2 separate regions of the Mus musculus genome follow, and region 2 is linked to region 1. A link is a loop called in an ENCODE intact Hi-C map of the cell type or tissue named here. Cell type or tissue: left cerebral cortex. All regions are shown on one strand.

Region 1 (8,000 bases):
GAGTCACTTTCCTCAGTATTTTGTCACAATAAGGAGAGAGTAACTAGGACACTCTTCTCTTGCTACATTTTGTAAAAGATACATTATTTCCTGTTTAGTTGCCACATAATAGTTGTACCTATTTCCATAATACAATATGTTTTTTTTTTCATTTTTTTTCTATTTTTGAGATTATCATACAATTCCATCATTTACCCCTTCCCTTTCCTCCCTGCAAGCCCTCCATTATACTTCTCCATGTACTCTTTCAAACCCACGGCCTCTTTCTCTTTTACTAATGGTTATTGTTTGCATATATGTCTATACCTATCTGTTCCTAGATATAACCTGCTCAATCTGTATAGTGTTACTTGTATGTATGTTTTCAGGGCTGACCATTTGGTATTAGATACCCAGTTGGTGTGCTCTTCCTTGGGGAAGACTGTCTTTCTCATGCTCAGCATTACTTAGTTGCCTACAGTTCTTTGTGTAGAGTTGAGGCTTCCTGGCTTTCTCCCCTCCACTTTAACATGTCTATTGTTACTATCCCAGTAGGGTGGTTATACATATATGAACATGGCTGAGCAAGTATCTGTGGCCTAGGCTATTGAGTTTTTGGGGGTATATGCTGAGATATATGCTGCTAGCATATACCCAAAGAACTTTTGAATTCTCCACACTGGTTTCCAGGGTGACTGCATCCGTTTGTAATTCCACAAAAAGTGTATGAGGGTTCCCCTTTCTCCACACTCTCCCCAGTCAGCATTTGCCATCAACTGTTTCTTGCTCTCAGCAATTCTGCCTTGGGGAAGACGAAATCTCAACATAGCTTTAATATGAATTTCTAGAGTTGCTAAGGATGTTATGTTGAACACCTCGAAAGATATTTTTAGTCATTTTTAGAACTCTTCTCTCAGGGCCATAACCCATCTTTTGATTAGGTTGGTTGTTGGGGTTTGAATGAAAAATGTTCCCTGTAGATTCATGTATTTGACCTGGCAGGTAGTGCTTTTTGGTGAGGTCATGGAATGTCCAAGCTAATGCAGGACAATTACTAATTCAGAGTCAATATGGATAGTATAATGAGATAGTATTTCTAAGCTCCCTTCCCACCAAATTAAGTAGAATATAATTGTCCTTAGTCTTAAGAGGGGGTTAACTCTAATACCTTCCTGAGGACACTAAAGCCTATAGAGTTCCGTCTCATATACAAAGTGGGGTGCATTTTGTGCATAACCTCTGCACACACCTTACAATTTAAACCATCTCCAGATGACTTATAATACTTGACATGGCTCAAGTTCTATATAAATACTAGTTGTACTGCTCAGAGAACAGCAGCAAATTAATATGACTGTCCATTTCAGCATGCATGCAATTTTTTTTCTAAAATTTTCAGTTCATAGCTGATTGATCCATGAATGCAGAACTCAGAGATATGGAGGTCTGCTCTCAACTATATTATATTTGGAAGGATAATCAAAGACCGGATAATTCTCATCTAACTGATAAACAGTGGGAGCTGAAGGAAGAGCTGGAAGAGAGCCAAATAGACACCAACACTTTTCTTACCAGAGTTGGTAAATAGTCCAAAGTTTGGGCGAGCAGTGATTCAGTGGTTAAGGGTACTTGCTGTTCTAGCAGTAGCCTGGGTTTGGTTCCCATCACCCGTGCTCGCAACCACTTATAACTCTAAGTCCAGGGGATGTGGAGCTCTCTTAGAGTCTCAGTGGACACCCATATGTGTGTGATATACATAAACTCATGGAGCCCCACACAAATACACATACACCTATTTTTTAAAAAACTCTAAAGTTAAATCAAAGAATTGAGAAATAAACTTGGAAATATGATACAAACCACCAGAAGAAGTAAGTACCCAAATCTTATTTTTACTGATTGGGGTGATTTGAATATGCTTGGCCCAGGGAGTGGCACTATTAGGATGTGTGGCCTTGATGGAGTAAGTATGGCTTTGTTGGAGGAAGTGTGTCACTGTGGGGGTGGGCAATGAGACCCTCCTCCTAACCACATGGGAGTCAGTCTTCTGACTGCCTTCGGGTCAGGATGCAGAACTCGTGGCTTTTTCTCCACAAGCGTGCCTGTCTGGGTGCTGCCATGCTTCAAGCCATATGGATAATGGATTCAACCTCAGAACCAGTAACCAGCCCCTGTTAAATGTTGTCTTTATAAGAGTTGCCTGAGTTATAGTGTCTGTTCACAATAGCAAAACTCTAAGTAAGACGCTGTTTAGAACGGAGTGGGGGGAGTGGTCAGCTGAAGACACTGATTCCAGCAGGAGCTGCAGAACCTTGCTTGCTGTTGTGTGCACAGGGACTGTAATGAAAAAGAGACATAAAACTTGGCATCATGGTGTTCCATAATCCCAGTTCTCAGGAGGTGAAGATGAGAGGACTATGAGTTTGAGTCCAGCCTAGAAATAGAGTAAAATAATAAATAATAAATAAATAATAAATAATAAACAAATGAGTTATTAAAGTACTTCTTTAAAAAGCATGAGGACCCGAGTTCAATCCTCAGCACCTATGTAAAAATCTGTGGAGGCAGAGAAAGGCGGGCCCTAGGGCTTAAGGGGCAACCTAGGGAGTATAAGGGCTTGAGGGCCAGCATAATTGACAATGTCCAGGTCCCAGTGTGATAGCCTGTCTCAGGAAACAAAGGAGATGGCACCTAGGAATGATACCCAAGGTTGGCCTCTTGCCTCCACCCACACATTCACACACACTTGTTCTCCTGTAAGGACACACCTGCACATCAACACTCAGCTGCACACCCCCTCACGCACACTCCAACGTAAAGATGGTGCTACTGAAATACAAAGATATGTTCAGACTCTTTAGGAAAAGCAATCCACGTTCTCAACATGAATGGTTCTGTGAGCTTTCAGAAAGTCAAGTTAGAATTGTTCATACTCATTTTGTGTTTCAAATACTTTAGAAACTACTCCGGAAAAACTCAAACTACCAAAACAAATACTTTAGAAGGGGGAGGTATGGGAAAGGAAGAGGAAAATCAGGTCCAAGCCCACATCCTTAATCCCGGCCTTTCAGAGACCCCCTCCCTGTCCTCCTGGCTTCCTGTGGTTCCCAGCCTTGACCCCTCTTACCTAAAGCTCATTTATCTCACTATAAACGACTCACCATTTTTCACTTCATGTCACTTTGCATCTGTATCGGGTCTTTTCAGACACTGTAATGTTATCTCGGTATAATGCACGCCAGTTGCTGCATTTCAGAATGGGATGCCATTTACTTGGGTAATGAGGGAGGGTGCTGCTTTCACTGAAAGCCGGAGGCTTTGGTCTTAGTATCAATAACACTCCTCCATCTCAGAGGAGAGCACTTAGCATAGCACACTCACAGAGCAGTTGCTGCCCGTGCACAGATAAACTCAAGCTGGGAGTGGGTGACCTGCTTTGCTTTCTTTCTGTTTCTGGTATGAACTTGTATTTTCCTTTCCAGACAAGAGGCATTAGGGTTCAGCCTGTTACCGTGAACTGCAAGCTTTCGGAGTATACAGAGGACCCTTGTAGGGTTAGAGAGTCACATTAAGCGCAGATGTACTTTATAACGGACTGACTCCAGCCCCGTTTGCCTTTTGGGGAACTTGGTATATTCCCTCCATCAAGCCTTTCTCATTGGCGGATTTCTTCCAGTCCATCCGGTTTCACACAATCCCAGAACTACATTCATTTGCTAGGGCACTGGTACACGGGCAGAGGGTCAAGTGGTCGGGCGCGTGGACCAAGTTGAGCCTCCTGTGTTGGAAGCCCGGTGGGGAACACCTGGTATCGTACCCCCTCTCATCCAGAAAGGGATCAACATAGACTAAGCCCTCACAGTTGCATCTGCGGTGTTGAACTGTAAATGACAAGGACAGTTTGTGACTCCTCCGAAGGAAGCCAAGCATCTGGAAGGCTGCTTGGACCTGCTCCTCATTTATGCCAGATAGTTTTGTAGTTAACACTGGGTTCCGGTCTGCAGCAACTGGAGCCGCACAGGGGGGGAAATACGTACTTCTATAGAGAATGACGTATGTAGCTGCTTTCTCCCCCTTTAAGTCATGTCAAAATCTGCTTTTGTGGCAACTGAAAGCTAATAGTTAAACACACACACACACACACAAAGACAGTCCACCTCCAAACTGTTCGAGTTTTCCTCATGAATTCTGAACACCTGCTGCCTTCTCCTGGCTGGTCAGTGTAAAATGAGCTTGGGACGTGCAAATAGGACTTCTGTAAAAACACTAGCATCTCCAGGAGAAAAATTCCTTTGTTGTCAAGTTCAAGAACTCTTTCTGTTTGAGAAAATGACCCTGGGTTTTATAGACAAGATGACTGATGATTCTGAAACAGAAAAGCTGGAACCTGTGCACCGTTAACAGGAAGCTGAGAAAGTGGCTGACTGGATAGTTTGCTCTTCTTTGGTCAGAGGAAAGTGCCCTAACTTTCACATAAACCTACCTTTGTAATTATTTTGGAGTTTTATTTCCACTAGTGGATATTTGTTCCTTGACCACCCAAGAGTTCTTCTCTGCTGGCAGCACTTTAAAATCCTCTCAGGAAATCTCTTTCATTCTGCAAGTTGATGTTGGGAGCTGGGGGGCAGAATTTGTCCTACCTCCTGCTCCAGAGGTAGGCTATGGTGGCCAATAAAAATCTGGATTTCCAGTCAACCTAACCAATAACCCAATGTTAGCCCTGGAGACACAAAGGGCATTTGTCAGGAAAGCATGCTTCTGCCTTCTTCCACAAGTGCAAAACCCGAGCCAAACAAAACAATATCACAAGTCATTCTTCCTCCGAAGGGGACACGTTGGGCCTGGAGTTGCTGCAGACAGGAAGGAGGAACTATGTGGTAACTGAGGATGCAGTTAAGACAGACAGCAACCAAGACCTTGGACTTCCAGCTTTCTGCATCCTTGTTTGGGCCTGCCAGATCAAGCTTTCTTTGAGGCCAGCACCTATGCAGACATTTCCATTATGTAAGCCAAGAGACTCGCTTGACTGTTTAAGCCAGGGCGAGTTGGCTTCCCTGTTGCTGATGACAAAATAGCCTTGGATAATACAAGCCCCTTGCTTCGAGCCTTTCATATCCCCCACTGTCTATAAAAACAAGTTAATGGATGTTTGTAGACTTGGTTGTAGTGCTAAGTGTCGTGGTATGTAAGTATGCCCAGTTTCACTAAGATGTATATATTAAATTTGTACAGCTTTCTTTCTGTGTCAATGATATCTCAATAAATGTTTTTTTTAATAATTAAAAAAAAAAGTTTAAAACCTTTAGCTTAGCATCCAAGACAATACAAGACTGGTACAACGCCAATCTATTCTAGCCAAACTAATCTCATTTTACTTCACAGAATCTTGTTCTTTTCTGGGTATTATCCCTCCTTCAAGGTTACTGTCCTTAAACATCACACACACACAGAGAGAGAGAGAGAGAGAGAGAGAGAGAGAGAGAGAGACTGTTTAAATATATTACATACATGTATAAAATGTTGTAATTGACCTTATTATGTATACTCGATTTTTTTAATTAATTATTCTTCTCTCATACAATACATCCCAACTCCAGCTTCCCCTCCCTCCACCCCTCCCAGTCCCCTCCCCACTTCTCCTCTCCCCCAGATCCACCCCATCCATCTCCCTCCCCCATCCCCACCCCCAGGAAAGAGCATGCCTCCCAGGGATGTCACTGAATAGAGCACGAGATACAATAAGATCTGGAACAAACCTTCACAGTAAGGCTGGGCAAGGCAACCCAGTAGGAGGAAAGGGGTCCCAAAAGCAGGCAAAAGAGTCAGAGACTCCCCGATACTCATTGTCAGGAGTTCCCAAAAGTAAAAAACAAAACAAAACAAACAAACAAACAAAACTGGATGGAGCTTGGGAACTCTTATGGAAGAATAGGAGAAAGGACTATAGCTCCTAGGGGATAGGAACTCCACAGGAAGACCAACAGAAGCAACTAACCTGGACCCTTGGGGCTCTCAGAGTCTGAACCACCAACCAAAGAACATACATGGGCAAGACCTAGGCCTCCCTGCACATATGTAGCAGCTGTGCAGCTTAGTCCTCATATGGGTCCTGAAGAACTGGAGCAGGGGCTATCCCAAAAGCTGTTGCCTGTATCTGGGATATGTTCTTCTAGCTGGGCTGCCTTGTCTGGCCTCAGTGGGAGAGGAAGTGCCTAGCCTCATAGAGAATTGAAGTGCCAGAGTGGGGGGATGTTCAGGGGGGGGCCTCCCCTGCTCAGAAGACAAGGGAGTGGAGGATGGGGGCAGAATTGTGGGAGGGGTGACTAGGAGGGGTCAGTGAGTAGGATGTAAAGCGAATAAGTAAAAAATAAATAAATAAAGACAAACAAACAAACAAAAATTAACCATCATTAATTAGTCAAATTTTGTTAGTGGACTATATCTCTTAACCCCTCAAATCCCAGTGCCCATGGAAACAGATGAAGTAAGCATATTTAATGAATACATCGTTACTTTGAAAGCACACTAGGGGTTTCTTAGTCATAAATGTATATTAAATGGTCATAAAATATAAACTGGTGATTCAAAAGCCGCCTGGACCGGGTAAGTCGGCCAAGTAGGTGTGCAGTTTGACAACCCTAGTGCCCTATATTGACGTCCATATTCTATATTGACGGCTAGGAATGATGGCTGGCCACTCAGAAGGCACCCAGATCAAACCGTCTGCAGAATGCCTGTGTGTATGGTGCTGGCAAGGCATCTTCTCCCACCCACCTTCTCCTCCCCTTCTTGAGGTCCGTTTACAAAGTGAAGAACCCCTCCCCACGCCCCCATGTTCTGCATGGCCTCCGCAGAGGTTTTTTTTTTTTTTTTAAACTCCTTAAAGCTTTACGGCACTCTGTGGTCTATTACCTTTGCATTCTTTCGTGATCTATACTGCGGTGGAAACAGGCTGTCCTTCACATTTCATAGCCCGGGTGTTTAATGACATCACTCTGTGAGACGAAGGCAAAGCCATAAGAAAAATCCAATTTGGCCCACTCTAGCCCCAGTTGCCTTAATTAGTCTCCATTTTTAATGCAATGAAAGGAATAAACCTCAAGACGGCCGGCCAGGAAAATTATAAGCTTTCAGGTACACTGGGTTACAGTCATTTTTTTTTTCCTGCAAATGTCATTAAGCCACTGATTTACTCTCTATCTTCAGAACACAGATGACAAGGAGAAAAACAAGAGACTCACATAAATTTTTAAAAAGGCATTAAATTACACTCTCCGGTACCATCCCCTGTCTTGACATCCTCTTTCCAGGCAGCGTCTGCTCTTCCTTTCTTTGTGTTCTGCCCGACCCTCACCGCGAGCCTTTTGGGTTTGTTTTTTTGTTTGTTTGTTTGTTTGTTTGTTTGTAAAACACAGCCATGTAACATGGCACCAGTCCAGCCCCACACCGTACCACGAGGCTGCATCATCTACATTACATTCTTCCCAAGTCACTTTTAAGGGAAGAGGCGTTTGGAAAACCATACAGTTAGGGCCATTTTTCAGCGAGTAGGCTTTGTTCTTCCTAGCAAACAGATGCTTCTAGAGGAGCCAAGTCTCCATTTGGTGTGCCCAAGTAGGAGTGTGATATTTGCACAGAGAGAAATGCTGGATTCCTAGAACACCAAGAAGCAATTCAAGACTTTTCTTACAAGTCAGTAGACTTTATATAGATCATTTGCATATTCATGAGCACATATATTTATTGAGTATGATCTGAGCATTTCAAAAAAGAACATCTACCATCAGCTTTACCTTTTCTGTGAGTGATACACTTTAAAAAAAAAACAACAAAAACAAAACTGAAGTTAGATTAAGGTTGAGGCATAGTTGAGAATTTTCTTTTCTGCATTAAAAACATTTAAAGGCGTGTTCACATTCTACAGCCAGGCTGGCCAGGAGTGTCACTGTACATAGTCTAGGCTGGTCTTGAACTCAGGGCCAGGTCATCCTCCATATTAATTGAGCCCCAAATTACTACTT
Region 2 (8,000 bases), 300 kb before region 1:
AGCCTTGAGTCCTACTATCTTGTGAGCAGAAACAGAAGAAAACCAAAAGCAAACACACACACACACACACACACACACACACACACACACACACACACACACACACACACCTACCTCGATCATTTTCCCCCGAGTCTACATGGTTCTTGGTACAAGCTAATCCAGTTTTCTTCCCTCCTTTTATATACATTAAAAATCAGTATTTTTCCATATGTCTATTTAGAGTGCAAAGGCTAAGAAGTCAACACTTTCAATTTGTGGATACATGAGATACTGAGACGCACAGGACCCATCATGCCTATTCACTTTGTATCGTCAAAGAGCCACTCACTTAAAAACAAACAAACAAAACATTAAAAAATAAAAGAGATCCCATTTTAACTATGGTGCTGGGAACATCGGATGCTCTCCCAGTGCCAGGACACAATATCCAAAAAACTCACAAGAGAATGAAAGTTAGGAAAACTCTCGAACTATGAATCACCATTCCCAATACTGAAACACTTTACTTCTTACTTTTTCTTGAAGCCAAATGTTTAAAGGGAAGAAAACAGAAACCCAACCAGTGAAAAGAAGAGGCGGGTGTGCTGGATGGAGGAGACAGGGAACCACCCACACCCAGTGTGGCCTACACTGGCCGAGTTGTGAGCAGAAGACAGATGCTAATTTCACACTTTATCTGTCCAGGATGACCATCTGAACGTCAACCGCAGAAATCACGGTCTCCTCAGTTCTACAAAATAGCCGGAGTTGAATGAACTAAACGCATCAGTGTCCTGCCGTCAGTCTGGAGGAGACCCACAGCTACTGCTGACCTACTGCGCTCATCCTGCACCTGAGATAGGGACCTCGTTAACTTTGTTTTCCAATCTGCTTTTCTCCAATTCTTATAATCTCTACTCCTTGCTCAGGGTTTTGTATGTCATGGATATGAAATGAAGTTAGTAATGAAGTTGTCTAAATAGACACAATTTGGTGAATAATGATTCAGAGATGAGGTCACACTGGCCTGGGATCTCTTGATCATCCTATTAAGTGTTGGCAGAACGTAGGTCATAGGCTTCAGTCTCACTTGCAAAGCCTGAGGGGATATACTATAAGAACGATGTTCTCAAGGAAGAAGACCACCACCACAGCTCACATGCAAATCAATCAAAGCCATTCCTGTCCCTGCCTACAAACCAGACAAAAGTATTAAAATGGATTCAGTTAACTCAGTTACTCCATTTCCCACCATAACTTCCAGCCCGGATGTGCGAAGCGTTGTGTCATCAAAAGAAGGTCCAGGCATGCGACAGGAGCGCAGGATGTTCTCGGATGAACGCATCACACAACGGAAGCCTTTGCTTCTGCTGTGCGGTTCGGGTTATTTCTTGCATATTGCTTTACAACTGATTGTTGGTGTGTCTTGTGTTATACCTTCACATAGCCAGAAACTACAGCTCATGTTTCCTTGGCATTTCCCAGCAGTTTTTGACAGAGAGCTTGTTGTATAACAAATTCAAGACAGTGTCTGGGGAAACTAGCTGACTTGAGTTTTCTATGTTACTCATCATCGAATAGGTAATTGTTTTTCTGTGTATTATTCTGTGAGCATATAGCTGAGAACATATAAACCCAGGGTTTGGTGAGAGTAAAACAGAACAGAGATGGAATTTTCCAGCCGAGAGGCTTCAGAAAGCACCTTGCTCCTAAGTTGCCTTCCCTGAGTGGCGCCCAGAGCCCTCCTCCCCCCACCCCCACCCCCACCCACATACAGAGCCGGAACCGCCCACATCTCTGTCAGTTCGGGTCTGCCTTTAACAGTTTCTACATTTCAAACATCTTAAGCACAGAGTCTAGAAAGGACATCAGAATAACAGATTCAAAACACGTCATAAATCAAGTCATTCGGTTTTAAGTCTATTCACAGAAAAGCCAAAAAACGTGTGCTCTTAACTTACAAACCAGAGAACTTAAACTCAAGGCCACAAGGCAACTGTGGAAAGTGACCCACAATAATCTACTCTTACAGTAAAATTTTTGGAATTTAAAGAAAAAGAAATCCAGACACCCAGAAAGGAAAACAAAAACCAACCAAACACCAGGTCACTCTGAAGAAAAGAAATGAGACCAAATAAATAACTACAAGTAAAATTTAAGGACAAACTTACAACCACACAGCCATGATTCAGTACTGTCACCATAACCCTTCCGAGAAGCAGACAACAGAACGAGCTTCCAAATATGGAAAGGAAGAGCTAACACCTGAGAGCGACCTTGAAGGGCTGGAGTGTGCCAGTGTCCTGAGGTCATATGTACTCCCTAGAAGGACAGTATACACCACTGCTCCTGCTGACAATGCCCGCACGTGAATTACAGGAAAAACAGTCGGCTTGTTCCCTGTTCAGACGTATTTACTTGGAAGTAAAAGGACATTTCAAGTCACATGATAAAGGGTGAAGGAACAGAAACGGTGTCTAATTTCCTTCCTGCTCATATCACACAATCGATACGAAAGAAAGGAGGGTGTTTATAAAAAATACCCTGGAGAGCCAAATCAGACGTTTCCCCAAATCCCCCCCAAAAGACAGGACCAACTCACTAGTTCATATGAAAGTGAAACTGAGGTAGGACTTTCACAAACCTGCCTGCCTGCGGCCTGTGGGGTAAAGGGGTTCTCAGAGGAAAGCAAACCCAGGGGCCAGCATCAGGCTCAGCCTCAGGTTCTCCCACCTCTAAGCCCTCCTTCTAGAAGACACTAAAGAGACTGTCTCCAGGAAAGCCAGGGAATCTTCATGGAAAACCAGTAAAGAACAAAATAAATAGCAAGCTTAAACAAAATGATAAAAGGTTTTGTTTTGGCTTTTTTTTTTTTTTTTGGTTAATTGCAGCATCATGGAGGATTGCAAACGTAAATACCACTGTGAGCTTCATCATCTAATCAATGCCACAAATACTTGTGAGGCCACATGTGGTCTTCTCCAAGTGCGGGGCTCTCAAGGTTGAATATATATCAGATACACATTGGCTGACGTCTAGGCTGAATACACTCAAGTGTCCGCCTGCTGTAACACATAATTAATGGAAACAATGACAGGTCCTAACCCAAGGTGACACCAGTAGGTGCTACTAAAAATAACACATCTTATTAGTGCCATATGAGCACAGGCACAAAACAGCAGCTCATTAAAATGCCTAAGATGAGAGTGAGTGCCAAGGAAAGCATTCTGTCACAGGAATGAAATTAACGCTGCCTATAAAAGTAACTAAAAAGCCACAAGAATGTTCTTCTCCCACCTCCCTTTTCCACTCTTATGTTTTATATGAAAATAGCTTTCATCTTTCGATGCAGGAAAGAATTGGTGGTGGCTGGCATCAAACACACTGAAATCAACACAAGTGTAATTATCAGCATACTTTCAAGTGTTTTCAAAATACATGCTGGTTGAGATTGTCTCAATTTAGAAATGTGCGCTTTGTGCTGGTGGTTGAGGACTAAGAATTTTAGGATACTGCCCAAAGCATTATTTTTGTAGCAGTTACTTGACTAGCTAATATTGCACCAACGTACACAGAGTGTCCGATGCAGTCTGCACTGTCTTTGTGTGGGTTGTGGCGGGCTTCAGTGGGACATTCACGTCAGCTGCTGCACATAAATCACTCAGAACTGGGCTTGACACTCGGCAAGTGTCAGCTATGGGTGCATTAATGGTTCCACTCAGAGAGGCTGTGAGGAGGTGCGTGGGGACGAGCGGGTGACTGTTGTTAGGAGTAAGTGCTGAGGGCAGCCGGTCATGGTCTTAATTTTTCCTGTTAGACCAGTTTAAAGCTGGCAGGGATTTCAGAACACACAGAGATGTCAGAATCTCTTCTGGTTTTAAGTTGTAGACTCTTAAAAAGAATCAGTCTAGGGAACAGATGAAAATTTAATGGTATAACATTACACAAACCAGACTGTCTTCCTGAGGCTACAAAATATAGCAATTTTCTCTTGGTCCAGCTTAAAGAGAGCAAAAATGTCAAGATCTTGCATGATTTGATCTGACATGAGATTTGGATATAGAATGTTCAATATTGTATTTGTTAAAGATTTATTATAAATACAAGGGTAGGAAGAGGTATAGAAACAAGGCCCAGGTACACAGGATTACTTAAGCATCTAAGCAATACAGTAAACTGCATACAGACACACAGACACACACACACACAACCCTCCCCGGCTTGGTTGCTTCATAACAACTTTCATTAATTACTCTGCACCCATCACTCACATAAGTCCTTTTCCAAAGGCAAGGCCCAGGACACAAAGACACTCTCTGAGGAGGTGAAGGGCGGCTGGTAATTCATTAGAACCCATAAAGCTTTTCTATGGAAATCAAGAATCAATGAAGCTATTGTATGAGACCATAGCTCGGCAAGTGTGGACTAGTTATGGATTCTCACAAAGCAACAGTACTCTTAAAAGAGGCAAGGGCACCATGCCTAGGAAACTCCAGGGGAGCCTTGCCTCAGGTATAAGGGCAGCCACCCATACCCACCAGGTTGCTGGGTGCAGGGAGTGGCTACCAGTAACTGTGGGCACTTGGCTGCATGCTCCCAGCTCTCAAGGGTTGCTTTTACTACTGGCTTGTGCATCCAGGGCTACAAGTGATTGAAGTCTATCAGCCGCCACTGGCTGCTGTGAGTCCAGTAAAGAGTTAAGTAACTTTAAAACAAAACAAAAATCTTAAATACTGGTTTCCAGAATTACAACAGAATATAAAAGACTTATGTCACAAAAGACAAACACTGTGACAAACTATTTCAAGCCTAAATCACCTACCTTTAACATTCTGGGTGCGCTCGCGCTCGCTCGCTTTCTCTCTCTCCCTTTCTCTCTCTCTCTCTCTCTCTCTCTCTCTCTCTCTCTCTCACACACACACACACACACACACACACACACACACACACACACACACACGGCAGAAGTGTAGCAAGTGCACACTGCGTCTCAAAGGCGTAAACAGAATGTAGACCTCCCTGAATTCACAGACTTAAAAGTCACGGTGCATTCTCACCCCAACAGAGATCACCACTGCTTTTGTGGCTCCAAGTCAAGTGTGTAATAAGAAAGGTGTTGTAAAAACAGATTAAATTGCTCCAAACTTTAGCATTTTATCAGAAGGAGAAGAGACAGAGCTGACTACTTGCCGCTATGGGCCATGAACAGCTCGGGCCATGTGCCTCACTCCCCTGTTCAGTCTTTATATTTAACCTGGACACATCACTATGAGTTTAAGAAAATTGTAAGCTCCAAATTGTGACAGAAGTCAACAGTGTCGGCTCTCGGTGACACTATGACTCACAAAGGCTGGTTCACCACCCTCTGGACCTTTGCTTCAGATACACCAGACACAGAGGATGGCTTGTGAGTCACCCCAGTGGCTGGAAAGCCAGCCTATGAATACTTCTGATCTCAGCATGCACACAAAGGCTAAAATGGAAATGGCAAAGGGGGTTTTCTCTAAGTTATTAAATGTGCAGTAATCAAGAAGTCGGAGTCTTTTGAATCTTACAATAGAGAGTTTTCTTTAAACTCCAAGTGCATTGTCTTTAAAATATACCATTGCATAAGGTGCTATTGTGTTATATATTTTAGTTCTTAGAATAATGAAGTTATCTAAACTCTATTTTCATGTACATACCTTAAAATATTAATTCTTACTGTATAATAGTGATACACAATTTATGTTTAAAAGTTAATGTGTTCTTCCAAAGTCAATAATAGATCATGTAGCAAAAGCTATTACAGTTAACACGCGTGCGCGCGCGCACACACATACACACATACACACATACACACACACACATACACACACACTCTTTTCACTGTTGGAATCACAGCTCTAGCCAGCCCCACAGAGCTAGCCCAGGACTGTAGTCTGTGTGCTATGCACATTCTCGTTTTTTTGTAGCCAAATTTACTCAGACTAAATAACAAGCATTTGAAATAACAGAGAAAGGAAGAACATCAGAGTGGGTGGGAAACAATTCAGGAGCAGGAGAGAGGACACGGGCTTGAGGTAATCTGGTTACAGCCGTGGCAGAGATAGGAAGCTAGGACAACATGGAAAGGGATGTCAAGGGACATCCTGTGGAGATGTAAAAGGGAGAATGAAGAATGATGGTCCTTCAGATGGGTACATAAAGTCCTTAAAGATGGCTTCCTGATAACAGGAATGGCCAGAGAGAGACAGGACATGAGGCCAGGGCAGTTAGGAAAGCACTCCAGTCACTCACAGGGTGAGGTGGCAAAGTCACTCAGCTTGTTCCATTTGCTTCTTCACAGCTCAGACTTCACTGCACTGCTTTTCTGGCTCAAACTCTCAGCTAATATTTCAAGCTCCATCAGACTATGCCCATCATTTAGTGCCTGAGATGATTTCTTTAAGGGTAAAACAAAATGTTTCCCATAAAATGGCATTCTTTCCACACAGCTCGGATCCTGGCCTGCTGCCTGCCGTGGCTGTTTTCCTTTCTCAAGTTATCCCAACAGTTCTGTTTTTACCAGGCAGTAAGAGCCGCCTCCACCCATGGAAGGAAAACGTTGCAGTCCTAGCATAGTTAGTACCGGCCACTTAGCTGAAGTCACTCGGATCTAGTCCACAGACCATTCGGCCAGATCCACCTAGCCCAGTCCAGTTTGGTCTGATCTGGGTTGACTTCTGAGAGCCTCAAGTGGGGGACATTTGAGGAATGGAGGACATGGAGAGAGGACATCTGGTCATCAGGGGAGAGGGCAAGGACAAAGAAGACAAAGGGGCAGACAACAGCTAGGTCTAGAACATGCATGCCTGACATGAACACTCTTATTTCAGTCTTGCTAGACCAGTGAACGCAGACACATGCACAGTGGGGCACAGAAAGTACATGTGTTAACTTGCTTGTGGCCCAGCAGACATCTCAAATTTTGTTTTCCTTTTTATTTTATTTTGAGACAGATCTCTTTACACAGCCCTGGCTGTCCTGAAACTATGCAGACTAGACTAGCCTTAAACTCATGCCTTTGCCTCTTGAGTGCTGGGTATTAAGGTACAAGCCAGGCAACTTATCAGAATCAACAGTGAGCGACCTACTTCAAGGCCCCCCAGCAACAGGATCAAGTCCTAGCACCAGACTTGGCATGAACGCTCACCTCAGTAATCCCCTAGGTCCTGTGCCTTTCAGGTTGCACTCTAATGCCCTTGGGTCACAGATCTGACTGCTCACCTGGTCCTGCACAGTGCCTGCCTTCCTTGTCAGACTCTTCTCCCAGGTGTGACAGGGAAAGTGCCTGTTGGGCTAGCCGGGGGGGAAAAGAGGTGGGGATACCACACAAACACATATCTCTGGGCACACCAGATGTCCTTGCACTCCTAGAAGGGAAGGCCATCCAATTCAGCTTCAAGTTCTTTAAAACCACTACCCACATTGTCTAGGAACAAAGTCAGAGGTGGTTTTTCCAGTGGGCCTATCTGGGCACAATGAAGGGATGGTTGGGGGAGAGCTTCCACTGTACTGGAAGATGGAGGCCTCCATTGTTTTTGCCTCCCCAATTCTTAGAGACAGTTACTGCTTCAGATTTTGGTAGTGGAATTACCAAGTACTCGATAATGCCTCCTATTTCCATGTGTGGATGATCTTATTTCTTGCTTAATAATTATACCTACAAACATTTGTTCAAGTGCTAGGCATACCATGTTTTCATTCTTTAGCTATTTTATGATCTCATTCATTAGTCACAAACCTTTTAAAGCCACCTAAATTGTGAGAGAACAACAATCACAACCTGCCATAGCATCTAAGGTATGGCTCCAAAGCCGTAAGTTTAAGAGTTGGTTTCTTATCACTGTTAACTTAGTTGACACACACACAGCTTGCTCTATACAAGGCTGGGAGGGAGAGCACTCTCACATAATTTGAGCCCCTTGCATGTCTCCAGCAATATGCCTAGCTAGTTCTTTTGCCTGGTCTCTTCTGAGTGGCCCTGAGTGCCCTCA

The links. A loop is a pair of places that touch in the nucleus more often than their neighbours do. Peaks named below come from ENCODE experiments on the same cell type or tissue, not always from the same donor. Only the 100,000 strongest peaks of a DNase experiment are listed, where the experiment ranks them.
Region 2: a loop joins it to region 1, with 2.4 times the contacts of the local background. A loop is called at or near these places in 4 of 42 quality-filtered maps.

Annotation. Positions count from the first base shown.
Region 1 is chr13:62,940,468-62,948,467 of GRCm38, reverse strand. No RefSeq gene overlaps it. Among named protein-coding and RNA genes, the nearest start is that of Aopep, 20 kb to the left of the region's middle. In left cerebral cortex, a CTCF peak has its summit at 4,187 (motif pointing left); DNase peaks (open chromatin) are centred at 6,796, 7,040, 7,565, 7,970 and 1 more place; H3K27ac peaks cover 680 bases.
Region 2 is chr13:63,241,112-63,249,111 of GRCm38, reverse strand. All of the region lies in intron 13 of Aopep (aminopeptidase O), which reads right to left. Among named protein-coding and RNA genes, the nearest start is that of Gm16907, 52 kb to the left of the region's middle. In left cerebral cortex, no CTCF peak of the experiment used is centred here; DNase peaks (open chromatin) are centred at 4,358, 4,535, 5,213, 6,510 and 6 more places; H3K4me3 peaks cover 5,121 bases; H3K27ac peaks cover 6,682 bases.